3 separate regions of the Homo sapiens genome follow, and all the other regions are linked to region 3. Evidence: chromatin contacts called from ENCODE Hi-C or POLR2A ChIA-PET data. All regions are on one chromosome and are shown on one strand. The core of a region is the stretch at or near the end of the contact, and the rest is flanking DNA. Distances in the headings are between cores, read along the strand shown.

Evidence for each region. Hi-C counts contacts between places; a loop is a spot of excess contacts on that map. ChIA-PET counts read pairs that join two places held with the same protein, here RNA polymerase II (POLR2A). Pooled maps may share reads with other maps.
Region 1: a map of CD4-positive, alpha-beta T cell shows a loop between it and region 3 (9-fold over the local background). The contact joins the promoter of TADA2A here to the promoter of AATF in region 3. A Hi-C loop is called at or near these places in 2 of 168 maps with a recorded cell type or tissue (CD4-positive, alpha-beta T cell and gastrocnemius medialis), 3 of 37 single-sample maps with no recorded cell type and 15 of 50 pooled maps. POLR2A ChIA-PET finds 5 or more read pairs at or near these places in 1 of 52 experiments (activated T-cell).
Region 2: a map of B cell shows a loop between it and region 3 (21-fold over the local background). The contact joins the promoter of ZNHIT3 here to the promoter of AATF in region 3. A Hi-C loop is called at or near these places in 8 of 168 maps with a recorded cell type or tissue (B cell, CD4-positive, alpha-beta T cell, CD8-positive, alpha-beta T cell and 5 more), 6 of 37 single-sample maps with no recorded cell type and 23 of 50 pooled maps.

What each region holds. Positions count from the first base shown.
Region 1 is chr17:37,405,373-37,409,276 of GRCh38, forward strand. TADA2A (transcriptional adaptor 2A) reads left to right here and starts at 1,514. Exons shown (of 16, transcript NM_001166105.3): 1 at 1,514-1,577. ACACA (acetyl-CoA carboxylase alpha) reads right to left here and starts at 1,464. Exons shown (of 56, transcript NM_198834.3): 1 at 890-1,464. The coding sequence starts at 927. RefSeq lists an enhancer at 2,646-3,330.
Region 2 is chr17:36,485,431-36,489,492 of GRCh38, forward strand. It overlaps ZNHIT3 (zinc finger HIT-type containing 3), which reads left to right and starts at 1,251. Exons shown (of 5, transcript NM_004773.4): 1 at 1,251-1,355; 2 at 1,505-1,536. The coding sequence starts at 1,270. LOC105371749 (a long non-coding RNA gene) reads right to left here and starts at 1,249. Exons shown (of 3, transcript XR_934710.4): 1 at 1,157-1,249. RefSeq lists an enhancer at 972-1,905.
Region 3 is chr17:36,947,195-36,950,942 of GRCh38, forward strand. It overlaps AATF (apoptosis antagonizing transcription factor), which reads left to right and starts at 1,760. Exons shown (of 12, transcript NM_012138.4): 1 at 1,760-2,022; 2 at 3,020-3,211. The coding sequence starts at 1,932.

The DNA.
Region 1 (3,904 bases), core at 264-2,763, 460 kb after region 3:
AATTCCCAGCACCTACAACAAGCCTACTCACTAAACATTTGTTGAATTAATCTTCAGGATACATCAAATGTAAAATATCCTATCATATATTTATTGATGTGATGCATAGGAAAATGTCTGGAAGGGTACATACCAAAATGTTAATTATTTATTTAACCTGGTGGGAGGTGGTTTTTCTTTCCTTTTCTTTTCTTTTTGAGACAGAGTTTCGCTCTCGTTGCCCAGGCTGGAGTGGAATGGCAAGATCTTGGCTCATTGTAACCTCTGCCCCCAGGGTTCAAGCGATTCTACTGCCTCAGCCTCCGGAGTAGCTGGGATTACAGGTGCCTGCCACCACACCCGCGTAATTTTTTGTATTTTTAGTAGAGACGGGATTTCACCATGTTGGTCAGGCTGGTCTAGAACTCCAGACCCTGTGATCCGCCCGCCTCGGCCTGCCAAAGTGCTGGAATTACAGGCGTGAGCCACCGCGCCCGGCAGGGCTTTTTTTTTTTTTTTTTTTTGGAATGAACTTGTATTATGCATATACCAAAAAAGAATGAAAGGGTTCACACAGGCATAAAGTGTAAGTGAATTCTAAAAAAAGGTTGGGCAAATTTATCAAAGGCAGACTTCTAAATAGATGTAACAGTTATATAGTTCAGATAAACCATGGTTTGAATTCCCTTCCCCAGTACTTCCTAGCAGTGTGATCCCAAGTTATTTATGTCAGTGCCTAGATTTCTTCACCTGGAAAATAGGGATAACAACAGGTGCCTACCTCACAAGTTTTAAATGAGACCGTATGTGTAACCTGCTTTGTGCAATGTCTGGCATGCAATAAGTACTCGACAAATGGTAGCTATTAGAATCATCATTAACAGCAGTAATAAGAGATCTTGGGACATACCTAGCCCTCAAGATTGACATCAGAGTAGACCACCACATCCTCTCATCATTGCGCCTCAATTTGGGCCTCTGAAGCCCAAAGAGGGGATGGTTCTTTCCAAAGAAGACAATTTCGACGTTCCAGGAGCATCTGATTGAAACGCACCCTCTTCACCCCTTAAAATCAGTCTGGTTCATCCACGAGCAGCCCTTCGGGGCCCGGACTGGAGAGGCGCCACGGCTCGCCGTCCCTGGGCCCAGTTCCCTCAGCCTCAATTTCCCTTGCTGCAACAGGGGTGGAGATGGGAACGTTATCCCCAAACCCAGGCAGTCCCGGCTCGGCCCGCCTCACCGCACTCCGGAGGGGACCAAACAGCCCCACGCGCCAGGAAGCCTCAGGCAACGGGCCACGCGCCACACGGGCAAAGTGATTACTGGTCGGATCAAAAGTCAGGCAAGCGGCTCAGCCCCATCCTCCCAGTCCTCGGGCACGGGGACAGCAGCAGGCGCGCGGCGGGGACCGGGAAAAGGCCAAGAGGGCGGTGGCGGGCGCTCAGCACCCGGCGGGGGCCTCCACGGCCGAGGGGCGGAGGCGGCGGGCGCGCGGCACGCGGCGCGCTCGCCACTGCGCCGCCCGGGGGCGCGCACGCAAAGCCCGGAGGCGCGCGCGACCGGCGGCTCTTTGGCGCGGATTAGGGGGTCTCGGCGAGGTGAGGCGCCAGGCAGCGCTGGGCGGGCGGGCGGGCGGGTGGCGGAGCGCGAGCCCCTCTAGCGGGACTAGGGAGAAGCGGGGGCCACGAGGTGCGGCGGGGGAGGAGTCGCGGGCTGCGGGCCCCGGCGGCGGGCTTGACGCGGCAGGCTGGCGGGCCGGCGGGCGGGCAGCGGCGGGCCTCGCCGCTCTGTGGGGGAGGGCGGTGTGGGGCCGGGCCTGACCCCGGGGGCCCGCCCCGCGTCTGGGCGGTGCCCCAGTGCCCCGGCCTCGCCATTTCCCGCTCAGCCCTGGAGCGCGTAGCTCTACCAAGAATGGCCACTGTGCCAGATGCCCCTGACCAGCGTTGCCCATTTGAATTTCCTAGCAGGCCCCCCAAAGTAGGTATTTCAGTACCCTGTTAGAGCTGAGGCGCAGGTAAAATGACTGGCCCAGGCCGGTCCCACCCCGTAAGGATTTGAACGTTGGCTCCACAACTCGGGAGCCTGCGCCTTTCCTCCTCCCAACGTGGACTCCTGCCCGGCGAAGTGCCTCACTTCCTTCTCCCGGTAACTGATTCGAATTTGGCGATTGTTAGTTTGGAGCTAGCGCCAGTGTTTCCACGGAAGTTGGTGTCAGAATGTGGTCTCTTGTGAAAGGGGGAGAAAGAAGATTCTGCAGACTGCAATATTGTGCTTTTTTGCCTTTTTTTTTTTTTCTCCTAGGCTGTACTGCAGTGCAGTGGCACGATCGCGGCTCACTGCAATCTCCGCCTCCCAGGCTCAAGCGATTCTCGTGCCTGAGGCGTGGGCCACCACGCCCAGCTAATATTTGTATTTTCAGCAGAGGTGGGGTTTCACCATGTTGGCCAGGCTGGTCTCGAACTCCTGACCTCAAGTGATCCTTCCGCCTCGGCCTCCCAAAGTGCTGGGATTACAGGCGTGAGCCACCACGCCCGGCCCTACTATTTTTTTATTTTTTGAGATGGCGTTTCTTTCGCCCAGGCTGGAGTGCAATGGCGCCATCTCAACACACTGCAACTTCTGCCTCCCAGGTTCAAGCGATTCTCCTGCCTCAGCCTCCCGAGTACCTGGGATTACAGGCGCCCGCCACCACACCTGGCTATTTTTTGTATTTTTAGTAGAGATGGGGTTTCGCTGTGTTGGCCAGGTTGATCTCGAACTCCTGACCTCAGGTTATCTGCCCACCTGGGACTCCCAAAGTGCTGAGATTACAGGCGTGAGCCACCGCACCCGGCCTCCTACTGTGCTTTTTCGAGTGTTGATCAGTCCCTATTGACTGTGCATCCTTTACTGGACGTCTGTTTTTGTTTTTGTTTTTTGAGAGGGAGTTTCACACTTGTTGCTCAGGCCAGAGTGCAACAGCGCGTTCTCAGCCCACCGCAACCTCCACCTCCCGGGTTCAAGCAGTTCTCTTGCCTCAGCCTCCCAAGTAGCTGGATTACAGGCATACGCCACCACGCCCAGCTAATTTTGTATTTTTAGTAGAGACAGGGTTTCTACATGTTGGTCAGGCTGATCTCGAACTGCCGACTTCAGGTGATCTGCCTGCCTCGGCCTGCTAAAGTGCTGGGATTACAGGCGTGAGCCACTGCGTCCAGCCTTGACATCTGTATTTGAAATGACACAGCTATCCCTTGTAAGACACTGCGCAAGTAACATACTCTTTCAGAGCTTGCTTGCTTTTGAAAAAGCAGCTTGCCCCAAAAGTGTGGGAGTGAGGATTCAAAGAATCCCCACACCTTGGTACCCACGGGTACCTAGCAAATTGAAAAAGTTCAGTAAATTTGGCAGTTATTTGATTGCTGCGTTCGTAATACACCCTTGCTAGACTCATTTTTCTTCAGAGCTCAACTTTTCCTGAGAGGACAGCAAAGGGAGACCTACCCCACCCCAAAAAGGGAAAGTTCTTTGATGGCAGCGTTAGCAGAAATGTTGCCCACACTTAGTGATGAATTATTCTCCAAGCTAAAAATTACCAGGGTGAAAAAAATCACTTCAGAAAAGCTAAAGATAAATTAACCTTTTGTAGAATTAACATTTATTAGTCCACTACTATGTGTTTATTGTATTCCTCCTGTATGCTTGGCATTTTAAAAGCATACAGATAGGTATCCGATATAGTCTCTGCTTTCACTTATTTATTATTTATTTTTGAGACAGGATCTTGCACTGTCGCCCAGGCTGGAGTGCAGTGGCACAATCTCGGCTCACTGCAACCTCCACCTGCCTGGTTCAAGCAACTCTCATGCCTCAGCCTCCCGAGTAGCTGGGATTATAGGCGCCCGCCACCACGCCAAGCAAATTTTTTTGTATTTTTGGTAGAGAC
Region 2 (4,062 bases), core at 1-2,500, 460 kb before region 3:
CTTTACAACAGCTCAGGAAAGTAGGCCCAAACATCCACTTTAATAGATGAGGGAGCTCAGAGGGGGTAACCAACCCCTCCAGGTCACACAGCCAGGGAGGGGGTTGAGCCAAGGTTCAAACCACTGCCTCGGTTGTTGCAGATACATCCCTGCAGACACCTTTATTGAAGAGGGACCCTGAAGGCTGAACGGCCAACACAGAAGAGGAGGCACTTGGGAGTAAGGGTGATTTATGGCCCTGGGAGGGCCCAGTGCAGGTAGGATGGGAGCTAAGGTAAGGCTGGGCCATGCCTAGCTGCAAGCAAATTTCCTTAAAAAACAAACAACAAAAAACATTACTTTTTCTAAACCTAAAGTTTGTGGTGGCATTCAAGTCCCATCATAGCCCATCTATCCAGACTCATCTGCCTGGGATCCCCGTCTTGGGACTAGTGGTCACTGGCCTGCTTCCTGGTCAATTAGCTTCCGGGACTAGGGGGAGGTGTGAGGAGCCTAGAGTGCAAAATTTAAGAAGCACTCAGTCTCAGGGGCGTGCAGGTGCAGGGTAGCGACGGCAGGACTCTAAGAGTGAGTCTCTTTCCTCCCCGTTTCCCCGTCCTACTTTCACTCTAAGCATTTAGTTCCCAGGGGACAGAGACGACTTCTTCATTAGAAGACCCCGGGGGGTCCCCAGCCCGGAAGGGCTCACAGTTGGAGCTCAAACATTTGCCACTGTTCAGGCTCATCTTTCTTTCCCCAGTGAAAAATGGTCTAGGTTGGGAAGGGCAGGTTCCTGTCTACTGCGTGATCCAACCGATTCTGGTTCGCCCAATGTCTGGACTTGTCCTTTGCCAAGAATAAGCAGATGAGATGGGCGGATGAACCCCAATGTCCCTGCAAGATTCAGGAAGTCCCAGCCAGAAAGTAAAGGACGTTTAGTTCCATGTATTGTTTTCTTTTTTACATGCGGGGCAACACACCTGGACAGTGTCGATGGCTTGCTCCAAGCCACACGGCCGCATAGGGACAGGGACTGGGCTACATAACAAGTTCTTCGACGCTGTGATCTAATCAAGGAAAACCTGGGACGCAGCTAATAGATGCGCATCGAGTGTATCGACGCTCTAAGTACGAGGGCTGGAACAGTGAGCAGGATCAGTCCATTGCTTTTGCCTACCTGCTGAGCGCTGATTGGTCCCCGTTTAGGAAACGGAAAAAGGGGCGTGCACGCGGGCGCGGCTGCGTGAGAGGCGCGCGGCGGCGCAGTGAACAGTCTCCTTCCACAAAACCATGGCGTCGCTCAAATGTAGCACCGTCGTCTGCGTGATCTGCTTGGAGAAGCCCAAATACCGCTGTCCAGCCTGCCGCGTGCCCTAGTGAGCGGGGAGGTCGCGGGGTCCAGGGGCGCGGGTGTCCGGCCATGGCGGGAGGGCGGGAGGCCGGGAGGCCGGGCGGGAGCGGGCGGGCTGCTGGAGGGGCCGGGGACCCTCGGGGCTGACGCGGCCTGTGGCCTCTGTTGTTACAGCTGCTCGGTAGTCTGCTTCCGGAAGCACAAAGGTGAGCCCCGTCCCCGCCAGCCCTCGTACCACTGCGCACGGGGCAGCCCCCACGTCCAGCCTCCGTCTTGGGGGCGTGGACCCTTGGGCTGCGCTTCCTTTCCCGCCTCGGGTCTCCGCGGGTTCTGCAGGAACCTTGCTTCCTCTGACTTGGTCCCTGGTGTCTCTGTGTGTCGGACAGTTCCCTCTGTTGTCCCTGCCTGTAATCGCTCTCAGGGTTTTGGTCAGTAGCCTTTCTTCTACCCCGCTTCTCCTTCTGCGTGTTACTCTTTTTTGCTTAGAAATAGTTTCCGATTGCTTTTCCCACCGAGGTCTACCCTAGCAGTTTCTTCCTCAGTATTCTGATGTAGCCCCTCACCATTTGGCTGAAACTGCGCTAACTTTAACAGTATTTTCACTCGTGTAAATAATGTCTTGTTAGAAACAAAGAGGTAAGTCCATGTACAATACAAGGAGACGTCCTTGATTTGTTAAGAGAAAAAAAGAACCAAGTAAGTTCTGTGTATGATGTGAACACACTTTTGTACAGTTAAAAAGAAGTGACCTGGCCGGGCGCGGTGGCTCACGCCTGTGGTCCCGGCACTTTGAGAGGCCAAGGCGGGTGGATCACCTGAGCCCAGGAGTTCGAGACCAGCCTGGCCAACATGGTGAAACTCCGTCTCTACTAAAAATACAAAAATTAGGCGGGCGAGGTGCGCGCCTGTAATCCCAGCTACTCAGGAGGCTGAGGCAGGAGAATCGCTTGAACCCGGGAGGCGGAGGTTGTAGTGAGCCGAAATCGCACCACTGCACTCCAGCCTGGGCTACAGAGCCAGACTCAGTCTGGAAAAAAAAAGAAAAAAAAAAGTTTGATGTAGGTGGGGCGCGGTGGGTCACGCCTGTAATCCCAGCACTTTGGGAGGCCGAGGCGGGCGGATCATTTGAGCTCAGGAGTTTGAGACCAGCCTGGGCAACATAGCGAAACCCCGTCTCTATAAACAAACAAAGCCAGGCGTGGTGGCCTGTGCCAGTGGTCCCAGCTACTCAGGAAGCAGAGGTGGGAAGATCGCTTGAGCCTGGGAGGAGGAGGTTGCAGTGAGCCAGGATCGTACCACTGCACTCCAGCCTGGGAGACAGCAAGACTGTCTCAAAAAAAAAAAAAAAAAAAGCTTGATGTAGATTCTTTCAGCTTATTTCCACTCTTGTACCAATATATAGAACTTTTTTTTTTAGCTTTTAGAATCTCAGCAATGAGACTGTACCCAACATCCTCATTTGAGTTTATATATTGGGCACTTTTTAAAACCTAGTGCATACAGGCTGGGCGCAGTGGCTCATGCCTGTAATCCCAGCACTTTGGGATGCCAAGGTGGGTGGATCACCTGAGGTCAGGAGTTCGAGACCAGCCTGGCCAACATTATGAAACCACATCTCTACTAAAAATACAAAAATAAGCTGGGTGTGGAGGTGCGCGCCTGTAATCCCAGCTACTTAGGAGGCTGAGGCAGGATAATTGCTTGAACCATGGAGACGCAGGTTGCAGTGAGCCAAGACTGCACCACTGCACTCCAGCCTGGGCAACAGAGTGAGACTCCATCTAAAAAAAAATTAAAAAAATTAAAAATAAAGACTAGTGCATACAAGTTCTAGCTCACTGACTTAAAGGACTGTATGTTATTTCATTATATAGTTGGTACGACCATTATTTATATAAAGCCTCCTATTGGTTGATTTTTCTTTTTAATATTTGTTTTTAATTGACACATAATTGCATACAATTTGAGTTACAGTGTGATACTTCGATACCTGTATACAATGTTTAAGGATCAAATTAGGGTAATTAGCATATTCGCCCCAAATAATCATTTCTTCATGTTGGGAACACTCGCAATCCTCTCTTGTAGCTATTTGAAAGTATAAATTGCTGCCAACATGGTCACACTAAGGTACTGTGTAACACTAGAACTTATTCCTCCCATCTAGCTGTAATTTTGTATCCATTAAGCAACTTCTCCCTAGCCCCCTACACTCTACTCTTCCTAGCCTCCAGTTACCACTATTCTGCTCTCTACTTCTGTGAAATCAACTTGCTTAGCATCCACATGTTAACAAGAACATCTTATGGTGCCTGGCTTGTTTCACTTAACATTATGTTCTTTGGGCTCATCCATGTTCCTGCAAGTGACAGGATTTCATGGTTTTTTATGGCTAATATCCAGTGTATATATGTACCGCATTTCTTTATCCATCTGTTGGTGGATCCTTAGGTTCATTCCTTATCTTGGCTGTTGTGACTAGCAGTAAACGCAGGAGTGCAGGTATCTCTTCGGCAGACTGATTTCATTTCCTTTGGATATATATACAGTAGTGGGATTGCTGGATCATATGGTAGTTCTATTCGTAGTTTTTTTTTAGGAACCTCTATGCTGTTTTCCATAATGACTATACTAATTTACATTCCCAATAACAGTGCAGTGTATAAGAGTTCCCTTTTCTCCACATCCTTGCCAACATGTTTTTTTCTTTTTGATAATAGCCATTCTTACTG
Region 3 (3,748 bases), core at 510-3,009:
CTGCTGAGTGTTTGCCCAGCACAGCCCCCAAATTGACCAGCAGTGTCCTGTTTGCATGACAGCTTAGAGGTGGTCTCTGCAGTGACTCACCTCCCTTTCTCTTTTCTTCCTTCTCTTTACCTCAAAGGCCAGGTTTCTAAGCATTGTAAGTACCCAACATAGCAAGGGGATAGGATTGCAGGAGGTAGTTTCTTAAATGTGGGGTGGGAGAAACATTTTTGTCCTTTGAAGCCCCATGGCACCTTGTCAAGGAGCAAGGAACACACTTTTGCTTGGGAGGCCCGGACACAGGCACAAGACTGCAATTATAGAGGATAAACGAAAAACTGTTCTCTTAGGCTAAGCTCTCTTATGGATGGTAAAAAGCCGTTTTCTTCTCCTGAGTGCCCTGCCTAGCCTGGCATTCTTTTCCTTCCATGTCTGAGGGGGTTTACCCTCAGACAGGTTCTCCTTCCCCTCTGCAGCCCTGGTTGTCTTCATTCTTCAAGGGCCACTTTACAGGGACATGGAACAGGCTCCACTAAAGTGGTGTCCTCTTATTGCTCTTGGCCCTGAGGACATATGAAGATTGTGAAAGTCAGAGATCCTCTCTTCCCTTGGTTTTCATGGGAGACAGTAGAGAGCTGAGGGTTCCCCAGTTGTTCAGCTGTGGGATCCAACTGGCCCGGGCTGTACCCAAGGGGCACTGCCACAGTGCACCACTAACATCTCTTTTCTGGATCCTTTTGAGGCAGATTCTGTTTAGAGGGGTCTAGGTCTCTACAGGCAACCTCCAACAGATACCATAAGAATAGACCACTTTGTAGTCACACTTATCATCCCTTATTGCAGTTTCTGTTTACATGTTTGTCTACCCTCCTAGGCTGATTACCGTGGGGGGGAGAATCCAACTTACTTATCTTGTATCTTATCTAGCAGTGCCTGCCACATAGTGGGCAGTCAGGGAATGCTTGATGAAGGAAAGAGGATGTAAAGCGATTGTGTCTTTCCGTGTGCGGGGTGCAATTACATTTATACTATTAAGTCTTTATATTTTGAGTCTGTCCCTCTAACGGTAGACCTGTATTTTTCTGCATTTGTGCACCTGCTTAAGCTGCCTGAGCATGCCCTCATCTCTGAACAGCAAAGATAATCAATACCGAGGGGTATGCAGTGGAGTAATCCACACCCCACCCCCTTTCCCTTGCTCAGGCAAGGGTACTTAGAGACGCTACTGAAACTATCTTTAGCCACAGCGATTCCTAAGTATTCCCATTAAGAAAGACGCCAGCAGTCCGCCACACACTTACACGTGCATATCCCTGACATAGGATTCCCAAATCCTGGCCGCTGAAGGGCGGGAGGCGTGTGCCCGGCCTCAGACTACTATAAATTGCGAAATGACAAACCTGCTTTGGGTCCCAGTCTCTGCGTGCCCGAGTGCGCACCCGCGATTCGAGCAGCTTAAGCCCTACTCCCTCCTCCTTCCCAAATCAGCCACCGTGGGCCACGGCTACGCTATGCTTTATTCCTAAGCGAATCTCGCACAAATCTCGAGGCATATTTTGTACAAGGGGACACTGGCCGCGCGCATCGCAATCGCATCTCAGCGACAGAAGCGGTCACGTGCCTTGGCGCGCTTCCGCACCGCCCCTTCCCGCGCACTCGCACGCGCACGCGCACACGCGCCCATACGGCTCCAATCCCTTCAACCTTCTGCGCGCTTCCGCCTTCATGCTAGCAACGCCCGCAGTGACGCGCAGGCCCCGCCCCCTCCCGCGCGCCTCCCGGAAGTGGCCGGTCCAGAGCTGTGGGGTGGCCTCCGCGCGGTCTCTGGCGGAGTCGGGGAATCGGATCAAGGCGAGAGGATCCGGCAGGGAAGGAGCTTCGGGGCCGGGGGTTGGGCCGCACATTTACGTGCGCGAAGCGGAGTGGACCGGGAGCTGGTGACGATGGCGGGGCCGCAGCCCCTGGCGCTGCAACTGGAACAGTTGTTGAACCCGCGACCAAGCGAGGCGGACCCTGAAGCGGACCCCGAGGAAGGTGAGGCCGGACTGGGGCAGGCCACGTGCGGAGCGGTGGGCCAGGCCCTGTGGGGCAAGGGGGCGGCGTGGGAGGGGCGTGCGCGAGGCCGCCGGGCCTGCGCTCCTTCGCTTGGCGCAGAGGAACGTCGCCTCCCGCGAGGGTGGTCCCGGCCTCGGGAGGAGGGCTTCGGCTTCTTTTCACACGCACTCGAAACTTGGTGCTCGGCTGGATGGGCGGAACAGATCGAGGGCTCAGGCCGAGAGGAGCTGGTCTTCAGGTTTACTTGCTCCAGGCCTGTTGGAGGGAGCCAGAGAGTCTGCTAGCAAGTTGGAAGTTAGCTTTGAGGATGCCCTTTCTGGTATTGCGTTAGAAAGGAGGAGAAGAAAGTCGCATGTTTTTAATTCAGGTTGCCCTTCAAAACTAAGTTGGAGACTGATGGAAGGATTTTCTGGTGCTGTTTAAGTCTCTTGAAGTCTCAAGACACTTGTTCAGTGGCTGACGACTGAGACTCCTGTTCTGTAAGCTGATGTTCAGAGTCTAGCTGGGAGTAATCCCGCTTTAGACTTGAGTCGGAAGTGTGAGAAAGGGATAATAAGGAGGGATAAATGCGAGTGCTGAACCGTATCTTAGGAAGATCAGTTGAAGAAACTCGGGACTGTTTAGCCAGAATAAGCAAAGAAAACTCCCCAAAGAATGGGACAGAGTGAGGGGAGAACGTGATGACTGATTTAAGATATTGGAGCGACTGTCACACATTGAAGAGGAATTCAACTAGTTTGATAGGATCCAAGTCATAGAAATAGATCCCACTAGTAGATGCCAGGAGTCAACTTTCTGTTTAGAAACAGCAGTAAGACAGTGTTCTACTTTGGGAGAGAGTGAATTTCCTATTCCTGGAAGTTGGTGGGGATTTCGTAAAGGACGTTCAACTATGAGATAAATGGGTCGACCAGGGTTCCCGTTAAAGTTTCTGCTAACCTGGAGATTCTGTTTACTTTTCCCTCTCCCCCGACAGCCACTGCTGCCAGGGTGATTGACAGGTTTGATGAAGGGGAAGATGGGGAAGGTGATTTCCTAGTAGTGGGTAGCATTAGAAAACTGGCATCAGCCTCCCTCTTGGACACGGACAAAAGGTATTGCGGCAAAACCACCTCTAGAAAAGCATGGAATGAAGACCATTGGGAGCAGACTCTGCCAGGATCGTCTGGTGAGTAGACATTTTTGAATGGAACTCTTCTCTTCCCTAATTTTTTCAGGGTTAAAATCCTCCGGTCATCCCCCATGATCTTTGCAAGAGTAGTCTGCGGATCTTTTTTTTGAGACAGAGTTTGGCTCTTGTTGCCCAGGCTGGAGTGTGATGGCGCCATCTCGGCTCACCGCAACCTCCACCTCTGGAGTTCAAGCGAGGCTCCTGCCTCAGCCTCCCGAGTAGCTGGGATTACAGGCATGCACCACCACGCCCGGCTAATTTTGTATTTTTAGTAGAGACGGGGTTTGTCCATGTTGGTCAGGCACCCCTATCTGTTATCTTAGGAGAGACCATTGATTTGGTATTAGAAAGGGTCTTAGAGGTTACTTCATTTCACTTCATAAGGAATCTAAAGCCCAGAGTGATTAAGTTGCTATACTCCTTATGTTCGGACTAATGGCTCACCCTACAGTGGAGTGACAGAGAAGGCAGTGCATTTTGGCTACTGGAGAGGGTTATGAGCTGAAAAACCACTGTGTCTGATGAACATGTTAT